2 separate regions of the Homo sapiens genome follow, and region 1 is linked to region 2. A link is a loop called in an ENCODE intact Hi-C map of the cell type or tissue named here. Cell type or tissue: MCF 10A. All regions are shown on one strand. Links, peaks and the distances in the headings refer to the core of each region. The heading gives the core; the rest is flanking DNA. Region 1 overlaps STK32A (serine/threonine kinase 32A). Region 2 holds the start of JAKMIP2-AS1 (JAKMIP2 antisense RNA 1).

Region 1 (8,342 bases), core at 121-8,120, 190 kb before region 2:
TCTAAATAAATCCAGTGAACAAGTAGATACGCTACTCATGATTATATAGGAAAACAGAGAAGAGAAACATACACTTACTTAAAAGTAGAAACATATCTGCTCTTTCCCACTTCACCCTTAATTTTTTTCTCCCCAGCCAATTTACTCACCTTCTGTGGCTGTGCTTCTGTGTTAGACCCTTGCTAGCTGCTTCTGGGGTTCAGAGCAATTGTGCTCTGCCCTCATCTTTTATGACACACCTAGCAAAACAGAAGCAGAGGAGCGAGTTGAAACAGACAAACGACTATCTGTTATTCTTCAAACATGCCTAGGATTGTATTTAACTATCACCTATCTAAAAGAGGTATTCTCGCCTGCCTGGAAAGAATTTTGCTAAGAAAATTGTTTCTCTTCTTCCCATATTATTTTACCTCTATGCTAGTTCCCTGTGATTTGATATGTCAACTTTGACAAATTCATTTTTCTAAAGCACAGATATGACCTTTTTTGTTAAGAAAAAGAAACTACTGTTGCTCCCCAGTGCTACACACACACACACACACACATACACATACACACCCTTCACAAGCCTTATCTGCACCCCCGCCCACTCCCCACAACAAACTTCAGATGTCTTAGCTTGGCATTCTTCGGAATTAGGTCAACGTTTCAGATTTTGCTTCCATTTGTGTATTTCTGACCCTTCATGAACTCATTTTGGCCTCTTAGAACTTCTTCCTCTTCTCAAAGCATCTCTTGGGTTTTTTAACCTCTTGTTCCTTCGCCTATAAAGAGAGTTTCCAAGGCAAACCTTGGTCTTCTTTAAAAATCACTCTGCGTAAGATTTGAAATCACTAAATGAAGTTTTAATAAAGGATATATCTTCATTGCAGGGCTTTTCAAAATCTTTATAGCCAAGTATTTTGGTCATTTCTAAGAAAGGACACACTATTAAACTATTCCAGTTCGTGTTGGGGAGGTTTTTCTAGATCTCTTTATATTCAAATTCTATTCATACTTTATCACCTATGACAAAATAGCACTTTCTCTAAAGAAACATTCTCTGACCTCCCTATCTAAAGTGATCCGAATCTCTTCCAAACATTTATTTACTTTATGTATCCTGTGAATCTTTGGAATCTAAGCTTATTAGAAAATATAGAAAACCACGAAAATGAAAGCAAAAATCAGCTGTAGTCTCTAAGGCAAAGAACATTTCCAATTAAGAAATTAAACTCCCTTTGACTTTTAAACCCCATCTTAGCAGTTTGTTGCATTCACTTCCAACTTGTTTCTGTTCTCATAAGGATACTCTATCTTCAGATAGATAGATATAGATAGATGTGTTGTTTTAGCAAAAATAGAAGTATGTTTTACCTTGTTGAGCCTTTTTTTTTTTCATTTCATAAGATAAAATGTACAGCTTTCTAGATCAGAACACCTAAATCTATTTTCTTTTTAAGGATTAAATCTATAGGCATATCAATTTTTATTTTTTATCTCTTGTATATTATTAGGTTGTTAATTCATTAAAGGTAAAGTATGTATCTTATATAGGTTAGTATTATTCACAGTATTTAACTGTTTTTTTTTTCCTCAGGAGAGTCTTGCTCTGTCCCCCAGGCTGGAGTGCAATGGCCCAATCTCGGCTCACTGCAACCACCCCCTCCTCTGTCCAATCAACCCTCCCGCCTGAGCCTCCCAAGTAGCTGGGACTACAGGCATATGCCACCATGCCTGGAAATTTTTTGTATTTTTTGTAGAGTTGGGGTCTTACCATGTTGCCCAGGCTAGTCTTGAACTCCTGGGCTCAAGCAATCCACCTGCCTTGGCCCTGCAAAGTGGTGGGATTACAGGTGTGAGCCGCCGCACCTGGTCACAATATTTAACTTTAAATAGGTATATAATACATGGTTATTTTCACTCACATCCATGTGAAGAGACCACCAAACAGGCTTTGTGTGAGCAACAAGGCTATTTCACCTGGGTTTCAGGTGGGCTGAGTCCGAAAAGAGAATCAGCGAAGGGAGATAGGAGTGGGGCCGTTTTATAAGATTTGGGTAGGTAAAGGAAAAAGGGGGGTTGTTCTCTGGTGGGCAGGGGTGAGGATCACAAGGTGCTCAGCGGGGGACGTTTTGAGCCAGGATGAGCCAGGAGAAGGAATTTCACAAGGTAGTGTCATCAGTTAAGGCAGGAACCGGCCATTTTCACTTCTTTTGTGGTGGAATATCATCAGTTAAGGCAGGAACCAGCCATCTGGATGTGTATGTGCAGGTCACAGGGGATATGATGGCTTAGCTTGGGCTCAGAGGCCTGACAGTTATTGAATGAATGGAGAAACAAATCACTTAGACACCTTCTAGGAAAAAATGACCAACTATGCTACCTGCAATTACGTTTCAAAATGTAGCTTATCTGAAGAAAAGGAAGTAACATTTAATTACAAGCATCAATACAACTCAAGCACAGAGGAAGTGTGCTAAACAATTTCCTCCATACGTACAAATTTTTATTTACAGAAAAGTATATGTCTTAATGAGAAAATGTGCTCGAAAACATTCTCATCATTTCTGAGTTTGGTTTCAGTCTTAATGAATGTGTCCCTTAACTATTAATCTGCTTTGTCATCTCTCTAACTCCCTACTATCTCATTGCCATTGCAAAGGCAAAGGTCCACATCTTTTATAGTTTCATATTATCCAAAAGTGTTAACTTAGGATAGATGTGTACATAGTTTTGTACTCATTGTACATGCTTAGCTGCAATTCTTTTGCCTTTGCACTTCTGAAATACAACCATATTCACAACACATCATTTGTTCCCTTATAACATTTCACCTTTTCCACTTTGTTTATTCTCTATATGCTCACTGTTAGTTTAGATGCTGCCTTAGGCTTTTATGATATATACTGTGACTGCATACTGTAATTTTTCTCTATAGCATGTATCCCATTTATTTAAGTGTGTGTGTGTGTGTGTATACAGTCTATATAATAAATTTACATGCTTCCTTAAGTAGACTGTAGGCCCCACCAACATAGAAACCATATGTGTCTTGTTCTTCATTGTACCCTCAATGCCTAAGAAAGGTGCTGGAACATGGTAGGCATTCAATAAATAATTGGTAAATAAATAAATATACAATTCTGGTAGTTGATTAATTCAAATTAATTTTAAAATTTAGAACTGTAAAAGTAAATTAAAAAATAAGATAAAGACAATGTGATTATTTTTTAATAAACCAACAGGTCATGGAGATTTTAAAAATTAAATTCAGTCATATGGCCTTGTAAAGTAACTAGAGAAAAATGTACACACTTAAACCAGCTGCTTGTGGCATTCATCAGTTAATTCATTTGTTTATAAAATCATTTTATTTTCTAGGTGGCCCAGAAACAGTAGGTTGAGAAGCAGCAATGAATTAAAATCAAGAAGAAACACAGAAAAAAGTAAAAACACATGTGCATACACATATAAGCCTAGAAGCTTGAGTATACTAAGCCTAATCTGATTCTTAATGATAAACATGGTCTGAATCATATGGAGTAACCTAACCCTTTGGCTACTAAATTACCAATAAACATTGATAATGGTGATAAAGCATCTAGCACTCCTTTACTGATATTGAGTTAATGAGTTATTTCTACTATATAATTACCAAGACATATGATATAGCTATGGTCCTTTATTTAGTGTTGAGGGGGTAAATATGGCAGTTGTTTTTAGATCTTACTTAAAAAGCAAAAATGTTTGAATTAATCTCCCTTTCAAGGGCCACCTCCTGGCACTTCATGGTTCCATGAATAGCTGACATTGACTTGCCATGTGTAAAATTAAGCTTTTCTTCCCATCACTTTTCTTGAGGACTCATTTTGCTGTTCACTATTCATTCACATTTACATATGCCCATTTTTACCTTTGTGTCAATAATGATAAAAATCTCTCTCTTATATTGTGTCTAATACTATTAGCCACTCACTCTGTTGAGAAATTTACACATATTATCTCCTTTAATTTTTCCAGCAATCTCATGAGGTAGCTCATTTTACAGATGAAGTAACAAGCTCAGAAATTGAGTGGAGAAGTTTAGCACCAAATCCTTTTAACCTCAAACACATGATTATTTTATATTACCTCTTAACACTGATTTACTACAGGGAAAAACTTAAACCCTTTCATTTCCCCCAATTTAGGTCATCCATCAACAGTCATTTATTAAATATCTTAAAAGGGCCAGGCATGTGATCAATGTGTATATCCATATTAACTGTGCTGTGGCTAGTTAATCGAATATGGAAATTTTGTTCATTAAATAAACATGTATTGTGCACCTACTGAATGCTTGGTCTCATGAACAAGAATGATATAATCTCTGGCTGTGAGTATCTTACAGTTCACATAAGAGACATGAAATTTCAGTGTTGGTGAGTCCCCTACAAAATAATATAGATAAAGGCTGTCCTCTAGTGTAAAGCTGTGAAAACTACAGCTAATCCACAGTTTTCTTTTGTTTAATTTCTTTTCTTTTTAAATTACTTTTCTTCAAAATTAAAACTGTAGAAGAACCTGGTTCTTCCCCCAAAATTTTTTTTAAAAGCTTCTGCCTCATCACAAAATTCTCCACCCTGCCATACTCTGTGGAACCAGGGACTCATAGCATTTGTGGGACTGGAGTTGATGTTTTCTGAGCAGTTTTCTGTCCTGAGCTTCCTCATTATGTTGCAGTGAAAGGGATGGTATGGTAAAATTCTGGATTTACTTGCAATCAACCCTTACATAATAATTTTTTAGACTTCCATTTATTGAGGACTTGTCCAGTATTTCGTGTTAATACTTATATAATACCTTATAAAACAATTTCAAATCAGCATCTCAGAGGCTGATTCAGTCCACTTGAATGTTTTGTTTGGCTCAGTGGAGTGTTCAACTTTAAAATTTATGGTATTTTAGAAGCGACCATAAATTCCTAGTGTCTCTTTAAGAAAAAGTAGGGGGTCTGGCAACACAGGACCACCTACACATATGGCAACGCAAGAGTCAGCTGGACAGGGTTAGAAATTGATATAGATATTTTATCGGTTGAAAGTTTAGCTTGGAAACATTTGGAAATTTTTTTTTTCTTTTGTCCTATACAAATGAAGACTTTTACTTCTTTTCTCCCTTAAGAGACCGTATCATATTCGCTCCAGTACTTCCAGCAAGGAAATTGTACACACGTTTGAGACGACTGTTGTAACTTACCCTTCTGCCTGGTCACAGGAAATGGTGTCACTTCTTAAAAAGGTAAGAAGGAAGACTGCATGTCCAAACGAAGTAACAAAAGGAAGCAGGCTCTCTGGCTTAAGTTTAGAAGTTAGTATACAATATTGGGGACAGTCATGATAGTATACATTTGTAGAGTGTATTTTCTAGCTGTTAGCTTTCAAATACATGGCTTCATTAACTCAACTCAGATTCCCCTTGGATGTCCCAAAGCCATCTTAAACTCAAAGGACTTCTTTATCTTTGTCTTTCCTGAATATCTTCTCAGGAAATTCTCTCAGTGACTGGCTTCTCTATCCAAATCCACTTACGCCAGCCAGCAACCAGGACTCATTTGTCATCTGCGTATTCAATTCATCACCAGGTTCTGAAATTTTATATTTTAAGTATTAAAATATTTCACTTCTCTCTGTCCTCACTACTATTTCCCTGATCCAACTGCCATCAGTCTAGCCTTATAACGGGTTTGTCCACATACACTTTTACCACTCCATTCTATTCCCCATGCAGCCCCACAGTGGTCTGTTAAAGGACAGTCCAGGATATTTTCCTTATTCTTAGAATAAAGATTAAAATAATTTTGTGGTACAAAAGTTCAAAATACCTCTCAAGCCTTGTTTTGGACTTTTGGACTTTTGTCCCCCCTTTGACTACACATAAACTGCTTTGGCCTTTTTCTTCTTCTTTTCTTTCTTTTCTCCTTCTTCACTTTTACATACCAGTCTTCCTCTCACCACAGGACCTTTGCACATGCCAGTACCTATTCCTGGAACAGTGCCTCCAATCCTAGTTCCTCCAGTTCCTCCTTGAGAGCAGTACTACTCAATGTGGTTCACTGGTTCTAGTCCATGAATTTTTTCTGCAGGTCTATTGTAAGTAAAGAACTTGAGAGAAGCATTTAGAAACTTTTATAGCAATTGGACACTGCTGTAGCATCTAAACACATGATCAATGGACTTATCTTATTGAAGAGGGTCCAAGCTTGTTTGACGGTTGTTGAACTCAAGTCACAAGGTGTCTATGTGGGGTGCTGCATACTGGCAATGCATAATAAGACCACATACTGATTTCAGTGGATTGGAAATTGAAACAGACAAAAACAAACAAAAATAACTGACCCTTCTACATAGTTTGGGAAGCACAACTTTAGCTCTTAGCTCAAATATCACCTTCTTGGTGTAAGTTCACATAACACTATCTTTCCTTCATAGCATTTTTCAGTTTAAAATTATACCCAGCATTTGTGTGATCCTTGGTTACGTACCATTTTCTTCTTAGCTTCATGAGGGTAGGGACCATGTCTGACATGTGTTACCATTGTATTCTCAGCATCTAACACAAAGCCTGAGAAGTGAAATTTGACAAGTATTCAAATAAATGAGGTCCACAGCTTTCATCAGATTTTCAAGGTACCCATCTTCATCAAACAGATGAAGAACAGTTATAGCGGGAGGTCAAAAGTGTATATTGAGTGATGATACAAAACAAGAATGAGGGGCCCAAGAGGAATGGGCTTGGCCTTTTTTTTTTTTTTTTTTTTTTTTTTTTTTGAGGAGAAAATTGCACCAGTTGTGGCTGGTAATGGAAAATAGCTTTAGTGGCTAAGGAGTCATCATTTGTGTCTCTTGTTTTTGGAGTCAAGTTCCTTATTTTGGAATAGGGACATTGCATCAGTAATGTCAAAGACATAGAATGGGGGATCATTTTTCATAAGCAAATTCTGCTTAGTTCCAAGACAGCCCTGCTTCACTCCACAAATTACACCCTGAGGTTGCATGGTTGTCATCTTCAGAAGCATTCTCAAGTGGGACTGACAATGCCTATTTGAGCCACACAATTGCTGTGATGTTGGCTCAGGAATGGTTAAGGGGGCAAAAATCTTTTATCTCAATTAGTAAAATCTAGAACTATAACAGTTACTTTAGTTACACCTTATCTATGCCGCCCCCAATGTATTTTAATTAGTTGTAAAAACAGCTACAATTCTTAGTAGGAAATGAGTTCTACTTGTGAAATGTATCAACATTTGTCACCATAGGTTTTCTACTAGGTACTTTGTATAAATAGCCTCCCACTAATCCTGATTACAATCGTATGAAATACATTATTACCACTTTTTTTAAACACATGGGTAAACTAAGATTTAGAGAACAAATTTGCCCTTAGTAAGTAGAGGAGTCAAGAATCAAAGATATATTTGACTTAGTAGGACAAGCCATTTTTACTCATCACATTGCAGAATCCTACATACTGTTCATTCTAATAATGTATGATCTACATTGTTTATGGGATTAGGGATAGGGGACACTGTCTATTTTCCTTCAGTCCTACAGTTGAAAGCATTTAGAGGGAATTTGTATGATTTTTTTTTGTCCTTCTATCCTTTCTTATGGCCTTGATGTTTGCATTTTATTGGCAGCTACTCGAACCTAATCCAGACCAACGATTTTCTCAGTTATCTGATGTCCAGAACTTCCCGTATATGAATGATATAAACTGGGATGCAGTTTTTCAGAAGAGGCTCATTCCAGGTTTCATTCCTAATGTGAGTCAATCCTAACAAAGCCAAATAACTCCCATTCAGTGCGCATTACCCGGTGTGCCAGATTCACACATTGTCTCATTAGATAATCACACCAGTGTTGTTAAGAGAGCCCCAATTCCCATTTTACAGATGAGAGAATTGAGACATGCACAGGGTAAGTTTGTCACCAAAGGTCACAAAGCTAGCAAGTAGTCAAGCTGGGATTCTAATCCAGGTGTATTTGCGACTGAAGTTCTAGCTTTTAACCACTTTTTATGGTCTGTTTTTATTGAAAGGAAGTCCTAGTTCCCCAAATAGTCATTCTCATGAATCTGCTGGGGTTTTTTTTAAGTTTTCTTTGATTCTAAAGATGCAGAAGTTTGTGTCCCTAGAGATCTGAGTCAAAGAATTGAAAATTGTTGGAGTTGGGGTGAGGAATTTATTTTAGCATTTGCCCCTCATCCTTTGTTTGTTCTGTCTCAGGGATTTATATTTGTAAGGACTGATAACCAAAGACATATAATTCCCATTGGATGGATAGCCAAACCAATGGACTTCTGTGGTCTACTGCATTATG
Region 2 (8,342 bases), core at 197-8,196:
ATTGAAATTTTCACTTTTCTCAGTGTCAGAGTAAGATTGTGGAGTCTAACTGGATTTTTTGATGTGATGAGTGAAAAACAAAAAGAGATCTTTCATTATTCTGGATTCTAAGCCCTGGAATCCTCGATTTTTAATAATATCCTTACTCTTTCCATAAATTTTGAACCTCTTCTATGCGCTGGACACTGTAATAGGTGCTAAGAATATAGTGATGAGTACATGGCCGCTTCCCTAACTACCACAAAAGAGTGCTAATAATGATGGCTAGTATTTAAAAATCTTTGCTACATACAAGTAATTGCGGTTAAATCTGTTACATGCATTGCCTCGCTTAAAACCTCTGGCAATTGGTGAAAGTTAGCATTATCCTAATCTTATAGATGAGGAAGTTGAGGTTTCACTGTCTGGCATGGAGATTGACAGATTATTATGGTATTAGGAGTGGTGTGATTTGAGGAACAAGAAGAGAAGCCACTGACATTCTGAAATAGCCGAGCCTGAATAGTGTGTTCTTTGGGGCTAAGAGTGAGATAAGAAATAAACCACCGGGCACAGTGGCTCACGCCTGTAATCCTAACACTTTGGGAGGCCCAGGTGGGCGGATCACCTGAGGTCAGGAGTTTGAGACCATTTTGGCCAACATGGTGAAACCCTGTCTCTACTAATAATACAAAAATTAGCTAGGCGTGGAGGTGCAAGCCTGTAATCCCAGCTACTCAGGAGGCTGAGGCAGGAGAACTGCTTGAACCGGGAGGCGGAGGTTGCAGTGTGCCGAGATCGCGCCTCCAGCATTGAGACTCCATCTCAAAAACAAAAAAACAAAAAACAAAACAAAAAAACAAACACAAAAAGGCCGGGTACGGTGGCTCACACCTATAATCCCAGCACTTTGGGAAGCCGAGGCGGGCGGATCACCTGAGGTCAGGAATTCGAGACCAGCCTGGCCAACATGGCGAAACGCTGTCTCTACCAATAATACAAAAATTAGCCGGGCGTGGTGGTGCACGCCCCTAATCCCAGCTACTCGGGAGGCTGAGGCAAGAGAATCTTTTGAACCTGGAAAGCAGAGGTTGCAGTGAGCCAAGATTGTGCCACTGCACTCCAGCCTGAGTGACAGAGCAAGACTCCGTCTCAAAACAAAAAACAAAAAGAAAAAAACAAAAAACAAAAAAAACCAATTAAACCACCATTAGTCCTTAATATCTTTGGCCAAATATCTCTCTAAAATTATTCCCAGCATGGCAGGTAGCAGAGAACCATTCTCTTTAGGAATTAAGCAACCCTCCCTCAGTTTTCCAGTGTGGGCTTTGCTTTATGTACAGCCCTCACTCAACAATTGCCAAGGGATTTTGCAATGGCTGAGTCTTATTTTACCACTTCTCTACTGTTTCCATGATTACATTCACTTAGGGCTCATTAGGGTATTGCCAAGGTCCTTGCTGATATTGATTTACTTTATATGATATGCATAAAGTTTTCTTTTCCTCAAACATTAGAAGATTTCAAGGATTTTGCAAAGTAAGTTTAATTCAACTTTGTAGCCTTGACAACCATAATTTTAGAAAATAAGAGCTCCCTTCCCCCAATCTGACCTCTTAAAATCACCTTATCCACAGCACATGCTAAAACTGGGTTCTGAATCAACTCTCTCTCTCTCTCTCTCTCTCTATATATATATATATATATACACACACACACACACACACACACATACATATATATACACTTGTATATATATACACAACACTATATATGTGTATATATATACACACGTATATATAAACACAACACTATATATATGTATATATATACACACTTAAAATCTGAAAAAACATTCTAAGAATCAAAGACTAATAAATTTATTCAAATATAGTCCAGAGTATTTTTAAAGATAAACTAAGCAAATACATTCACATTTCATCCACTCTGGGTTAATTTTCCAATAGTAAGGAAAAATACTACTCATCATAATGAAACTTCTACTTCACCATCCTCTGTTACAATCTAGCACGAAGGGACTTTTTTTTTTTTTTTTGCCCAGACTGGAGTGCAATGGCACGATCTCGGCTCACTGCAACCTCTGCCTCCCAGGTTCAAGCAATTCTCCTGCCTCAGCCTCCCAAGTAGCTGGGATTACAGGCGAGTGCCACCATGACCGGCTTTTGTATTTTTAGTAGAGACAGAGTTTCTCCATGTTGGTCAGACTGGTCTCAAATTCCCGACCTCAGGTGATCTGCTCCCCTCAGCCTCCCAAAGTGCTGGGATTACAGGCGTGAGCCACCATGCACAGCCCATGAAGGGCCTTAAGATTAGCATCTTGAAAAATACATGCATGGCAAGAAGCAAAATGCCCAGTTTTAACAAGAGTTGAAAGGAATATATTGACAATTTTAAGATGCTCATTTTAGAGTTCTTTCTTGCCTAAGTTCAAGAGCAAGACATTGGGAAGTTACTGAGCAGTTTGCATAACACCAGCTGCAGGAGACACTTGTTGAAGTCCTGGGTGGTGTCCACTGGCTTAGTGAAGAACAAATTATGGCAAAGTGGCTTCCTTCAGTGGTATTATTAAGTCTCAACTTCAATATTGTATCTCTTTCTTATTGACTAACACTTTAGAATGGGCTATGTCCCCTAGTATATCTACATTCTCAGCCTATAACTTCGATTCGTAGCATTTGTCACAAATTTAATTTAAGCAAATATTTGTGTAATAATTTGTATGATGAACTCCTTTGTCATTAGAACATAAGGTCCATGAGTTGATTTTTTTTTTTCACTTTTGGAAGAAATACAAATGTTTAGCTCAATGCTAAACATATATGAGGATCTCACTTAGTTTTTGTTGAATGAATCAAAGGAAGGGAAAATAATTTACCTGAAATGATGAACAAAAACAATAAAAAGTTTGATTTCATTAGAAGTGAACCTAGTTGTTTCCAAAATTTGTAGATTAAAAAACGGCCCTTTTAATTACTGCTTATTGAAAAATTATGCAATGAGTTACAAGCCCCCATGAATTCTGTCGTGCCTTTCTAAGACCTTGCATTTTGTTGTAAGTCCATTTACATATACTTGGAAAATAATAGGGAGTTTCTGTATGTGACACATGATTTATTCCACCTGCAGGCAATGCCGCAGACAAGCACACACACTTGGTGTTCTGTTCCACCGTTCTTTGGATACCAGATGACTGTCACTGTAGTTTGGAAACTACTAAGCTAATACCCCAAATTGCACCCTATTCTAACATTCTGAGGTTTATTCAGTGTTTGGCAACAAGGTGAATAAGAAAACCTGACATTTAATAATTAGCACAAAACAACTGTAAAATCTCAAGCATGCCTTTTAGCCGTCAGCGTTGCGTAATAAGTTGGTAGTGCTATTCTTCTGGGGCTTCTTTAAGATAACATAGGTATCTGGCAAGGAAGTGTCTACCTCTGTCTTCTCCTGTTCTCTAATCTCTTAATTGTTACTTCCCAACAGATGCCAATGGGCCAGAGAGCCTGTATGACACAATCCAAAAACATCAGCATCTCAAGGCACAGACTAACTCAGAGAAGGGGTTAGAATGGATCCAGAGGGAAAATGTTGAGCAACCAGCACAGCAAAGAAGCTTATCTTTGCACACTTCACAGTTTTTAAAGCACTCAGAAAATCTTCAAGGCTGCAGATTGAGAAAGTGACAATGGATGAAATAGAGGAGCAGAACAGTTAAGTGACTTGCCCAAGGTTTAACAGATAGTAGGAGGTATTAATAGAAGCGGACCTTAGCAATCTGAACCTTGTGTCTAATGTCTTTGTTGTGTATATCCTTCCCACCTTTGCCCTCCCTCCCCAAACACAAGAATGTTCTTGTAGATGGAAATCTTTTGGTGCTATGGCTGAGCAATGTGGGTGGTTTGTGTTCTGTTTCTTTTCTGTTTATTTGGGGATTTTGCCTCTGTTTATAAAATATTATCTCTCGGTGTCTATAGTATTTTGCTGTTGTTGTTAAAGTGCCCAGAATCTCTCAGACCTTGGTGTAGCTGAGTTGTGGCCAATATGATGCCTGATTATTCACACTGTGGGGGAAAAAGAGTAGGCTTTTGTAAACTTATGGAGGACTGCCCCCTGGGGGCCAGAAGAATGAACCCCTCCCTGGACATGAGTAGAGTAGGTGCAGGAGGCTGATAAACACGGTGAACCCTATGTGCCCATTAATATCCAAGAAAACCTCAGTAGTGGCATTCTATTGGGATCACTCATGCCAATTCCCAGATTTCTCATGCATTACTTTTCTCACCCCTTAGCAAGCCAAATTTAGTAAAGATTACTGTAGAAAACCTAACTTTTCAAAATTAACAGGTGTTTCTAAAAGAAAACTAGAACAATGAAAAAAAAAGTAAGGAGACAAGATTGCCTATCATCGCATCACCAGAGACAACATTTTCTCCTAAATCTTTCTAGCCTTTATTTTCTGCATGGATATATATACCTATTATATATATAATTTATTGTAACACTTTGGGAAGCTGAGGCAGGTGGATCACTTGGGTCTAGGAATTTGAGACTAACTCGGGCAACATGGCAAAACCTGGTCTCTAAAAAAATACAAAAATTAGCCGGGCATGGTGGTGCACATCTGTGGTCCCAGCTACCCGGGAGGCTGAGGTAAGAGGATTGATTGAGCCTTGAAGGTTGAGGCTGCAGTGAGCCATGATTGTGCCACTGCACTCCAGCCTGGGTGACAGAATGAGATCCCGTCTCAAAAATATATATTTTAAAATAGAATTATTCTGTACCCTCTGTTCTCTGGCTTGCTTTGTATCCTCTATAGTGTCTTAATGGCATAGATTTTTTTCAAGTTCACACAGAGCTTTTCTCAGCTATTTCATAGCCAGAATAAAGCTGTGGCTAGAGAGGAATGCCCTCTAGCTGGAGAAGGCAGTATGATGGAATGCCAGCTTCCCAAACCAAAACGTGCTTATGAACCACCTGGGGGCCTGCTTAACATGCAGATTCTGATTCAGGAGGTCTGGGGTAGGACTTAGGATGCTGTATTCCTACTGTGCTCTCTGAGGATGTGGATGCTGTTGATCTGCGGACCACACTTTGAGAAATACACAGGTGACAGCTGTGGTGGAAAGAACTCCCATCCAGGAATCAAAACATGTCTTCACATTTTGGCCATGGAACTTGGGGTAAGTTTCTAAACCTCTTAATCTTTGTTCTTTTACATATAGAAAAAGAAATCATAAACATCTGAACATGCTAAGCTCAAAATATGGGTTTATTAAAGTATAGCTGAACTGAAATCCAGTCATGATAGAAAGACTAGTTGAGGAAAGAATAATTCTATCTCATATCCCCTATTCTCCCCTGTCACTCCAGCAGAAGAAAAAATCTGCCATCAGAACAGGAAAGAAAGCTCACTAAATAGCTTATTTGCTAAAGAAGTCCAAGGTACTGAATTTAGACAGGTAAATTGATCTATTTTGCCTTTTCAAAGCATTAAATAAAAAAAGAACTATAACCCTAATGGACGGGATCCCCTAGCTGTCTCTGCCCACCCTACAGCAGCTTGAAGGCTGATTCGTTTCTTTTACAAATACATGAACATCTCAAATATATGTCCAAACTTCGAGAAATCTACTTTTCTTATTTCTGTTCTTTTTCTATTTTTTTTTTCTGTCTAAGCGCCAGACACACACTGTCTCTCTCTCTCCCAATCCTCCTTTCCATTGCCTCCCCATCTTGCTGGTTTCAACTTCTTTTCCCTCCTAGACACAGTATTCCCCTCTGGATCCCTCCACATTCCTTCCCTTTCTAAATTCTTGGCTTCTCTAATTCATGTGTTCACATACATTTCCCTACTCAACACAAAGGCTCCTTTCCAGGAGTCTGGTGGGACCTTGCTTTTTCCTTGACATATTATTATTATTTGATTTTTTAAAAAACTGTGATTCAAAAGCAGAAGAGCATAAAAATTAGACTTGCGTGTTTCTCTTTTCAGCTAGGGAAGTTGCCAGCTACATCATCTTGTAATTCCCAACTCCTTTTCTTACAAGGGCAGACTCTTAATCACTCAGCTTGGCTTCTCTTTCAAAGGTAGGAACAGAGGGAACCATGAGAGAAAGGACTGATAGAAAGGACTCGCCCACTGCCTGAGGAGCCACCTGAGACAAGGATAGTCAGTCTAGTTCTGTGAGGGGGAGTAGATGCTGGGCTGAGCCAGTATGATGCTTCCTTGTGTTCCAGGAAGTTCTTTGTATAAAAACTGAAAGAACTGCTTTTTAAGGGCTGTTTGATTCTGGACTCCTGTGATTAAGTTCTGAAGGCCTCACACTGAGACCAAAATTCCCCAATTATATTCTCTTGAAGAATCACCCTGGGTGGGCTCAGCTTGGGGGTAGAGAGTTGTAACTAGGCAAAAAAAAAAAAAAGAAAGAAAGAAAGAAAGAAAGAAAGAAAGAAAGAAAGAAAGAAAGAAAGAAAGAAAGAAAGAAAGAAAGTGAACTAATATAGTTTAATTTATTGCCCACATCAGGCCAAGATAAAATTTCTGAGATTTACATGTCCAGATATTTAATGAGCAAATGCTTTCCTTTACTGAGATTTTTTGGTAGTTGTATGTAATTCACTTTGTTGCAATTTCCTTGTTTATTCCCATGGAGCCTAACATAGTCTCCAGCTTCTTAGGGTAAGGGCAGCAAATCCTTCTCTGCATACCCACAGCAATAGAGTAGGGGAGAGGATGGAGAGTTTCTTTGTTGTGATCTAGTCACCTTTCTCTCAGATTCCTGATTTTATGTAATAATTGTGTATGCGTGCGTGTGTGTGTGTGTGTGTGTGTGTGTGTGTGTTGGAGACATATGGTTTAGTGTTAATTTAAATTAATATGAGATTACCCAAATACTTTTTAGAATAATTTGAGTATACTTTATTTATTTTTATTTTTTAAGACGGAGTCTTGCTTTGTTGCCCACGCTGGAGTGCAGTGGTGCGATCTCGGCTCACTGCAACCTCCACCTCCAGGGTTCAAGAGATTCTCCTGCTTCAGGCTCCCCAGTGGCTGAGATTACAGGCATGCGCCAACACACCTGGCTAATTTTTTTTGTATTTTTAGTAGAGACAGGGTTTCACCATGTTGGTCAGGCTGGTCTCGAACTTCTCACCTCAAATGATCTGCCCACCTTGGCTTCCCAAAGTGCTGGGATTACAGGCGTGAACCACACTGTACCTGGATGTTACTTTTGTTTTGAGACAGGATCTTGCTGTGTCACCCAGGCTGGAGTGCAGTGGCATAGTCTCGGCTCACTTCAGCCTGTACCCCCCAGTTCCAAGTGATCCTCTCACCTCAGCCTCCTGAGTAGCTGGGACTACCGGCATGTGTCACCATACTCAGCTAATTTTTTAAAAGAATTTTTTGTAGAAACAGGGTCTTACTGTAATACCCAAGCTGTGCTTCTGATATAAATTGTAAGTAGAGTCCACTTATACAGCAGGGAGTATAATGCAAGAGTGAGAAGAAAATGGACTAATGGGAGAAAGCTAGCCCAGAAGACATGTTGGTATATTTTGGAAAATAACGAGTTAATTTTGAACCAGATTAAGGAGTTTGGGTTTAAAGAAAATAAAGTTCTGGGTGAAATTGATGGAGATTACAAGACATTTCATGAATGGTGAGGACAATATTCTGCAGTCATCTGGATAATAATCCATATATAGTTAGAAGTTCTTACCATCTTGGAACGAAGCTTCTCACCCCCCGAGTCATACTTTGCATTTATAAAGTAGCTTCCACTTATCAAGCACTTGCTATGTAGGAAGTACTGTTTCTCAGGGGTGCAGGGTTCCAATCAGTGAGCAGGTTTATTCCCACCATCTGGTAACTCCTCTTGGTTACACAGAGAATTGAATGAAAGGAAATTCAATTGGCAACACTGCAGACATAGGCTTTGCTAGTTGGACAATAGCACTCCTGCCTGGAGAAGTGTGGACCTCAGTAACCAGTCTCCATCTACAGGAACAATATTCGGTGACCATTGTTTACTGGGCAGTTCCGAGTTTTCTTTTTCTTTTTCTCTTTTTTGAGACAGGGTTTCACTCTGTTGCCCAGACTGGAGTGCAGTGGTATGATCATGGCTCACTGCAGCCTCAAGCTCCTAGGCTCAAGTGATCCTCCCACCTCAGCCTCCCAAGTAGTTGAGATCACAGGTATATGTCCTCATGCCTGCTTAATTTATTTTATTTTATTTTATGTAGAGATGGGGTCTCCTGATGTTGCCCAGCCTGGACTCAAACTCCTCGGCTCAAGTGATCCTCCCACTCGGGCCTCCCAAAGTGCTGAGATTACAGGCAAG

The links. Hi-C counts contacts between places; a loop is a spot of excess contacts. Peaks named below come from ENCODE experiments on the same cell type or tissue, not always from the same donor. Only the 100,000 strongest peaks of a DNase experiment are listed, where the experiment ranks them.
Region 1: a loop joins it to region 2, with 8 times the contacts of the local background. A loop is called at or near these places in 2 of 110 quality-filtered maps.

The regions. Positions count from the first base shown.
Region 1 is chr5:147,365,509-147,373,850 of GRCh38, forward strand. It overlaps STK32A (serine/threonine kinase 32A), which reads left to right. Exons shown (of 13, transcript NM_001112724.2): 9 at 5,146-5,262; 10 at 7,661-7,786. Among named protein-coding and RNA genes, the nearest start is that of STK32A, 130 kb to the left of the region's middle. In MCF 10A, for the core only: a CTCF peak has its summit at 4,449; no DNase peak of the experiment used is centred there.
Region 2 is chr5:147,554,958-147,563,299 of GRCh38, forward strand. JAKMIP2-AS1 (JAKMIP2 antisense RNA 1) reads left to right here and starts at 5,037. Exons shown (of 4, transcript NR_038902.1): 1 at 5,037-5,180. RefSeq lists enhancers at 865-1,364, 5,836-6,765. In MCF 10A, for the core only: CTCF peaks have their summits at 4,126 (motif pointing left) and 4,917; a DNase peak (open chromatin) is centred at 4,114.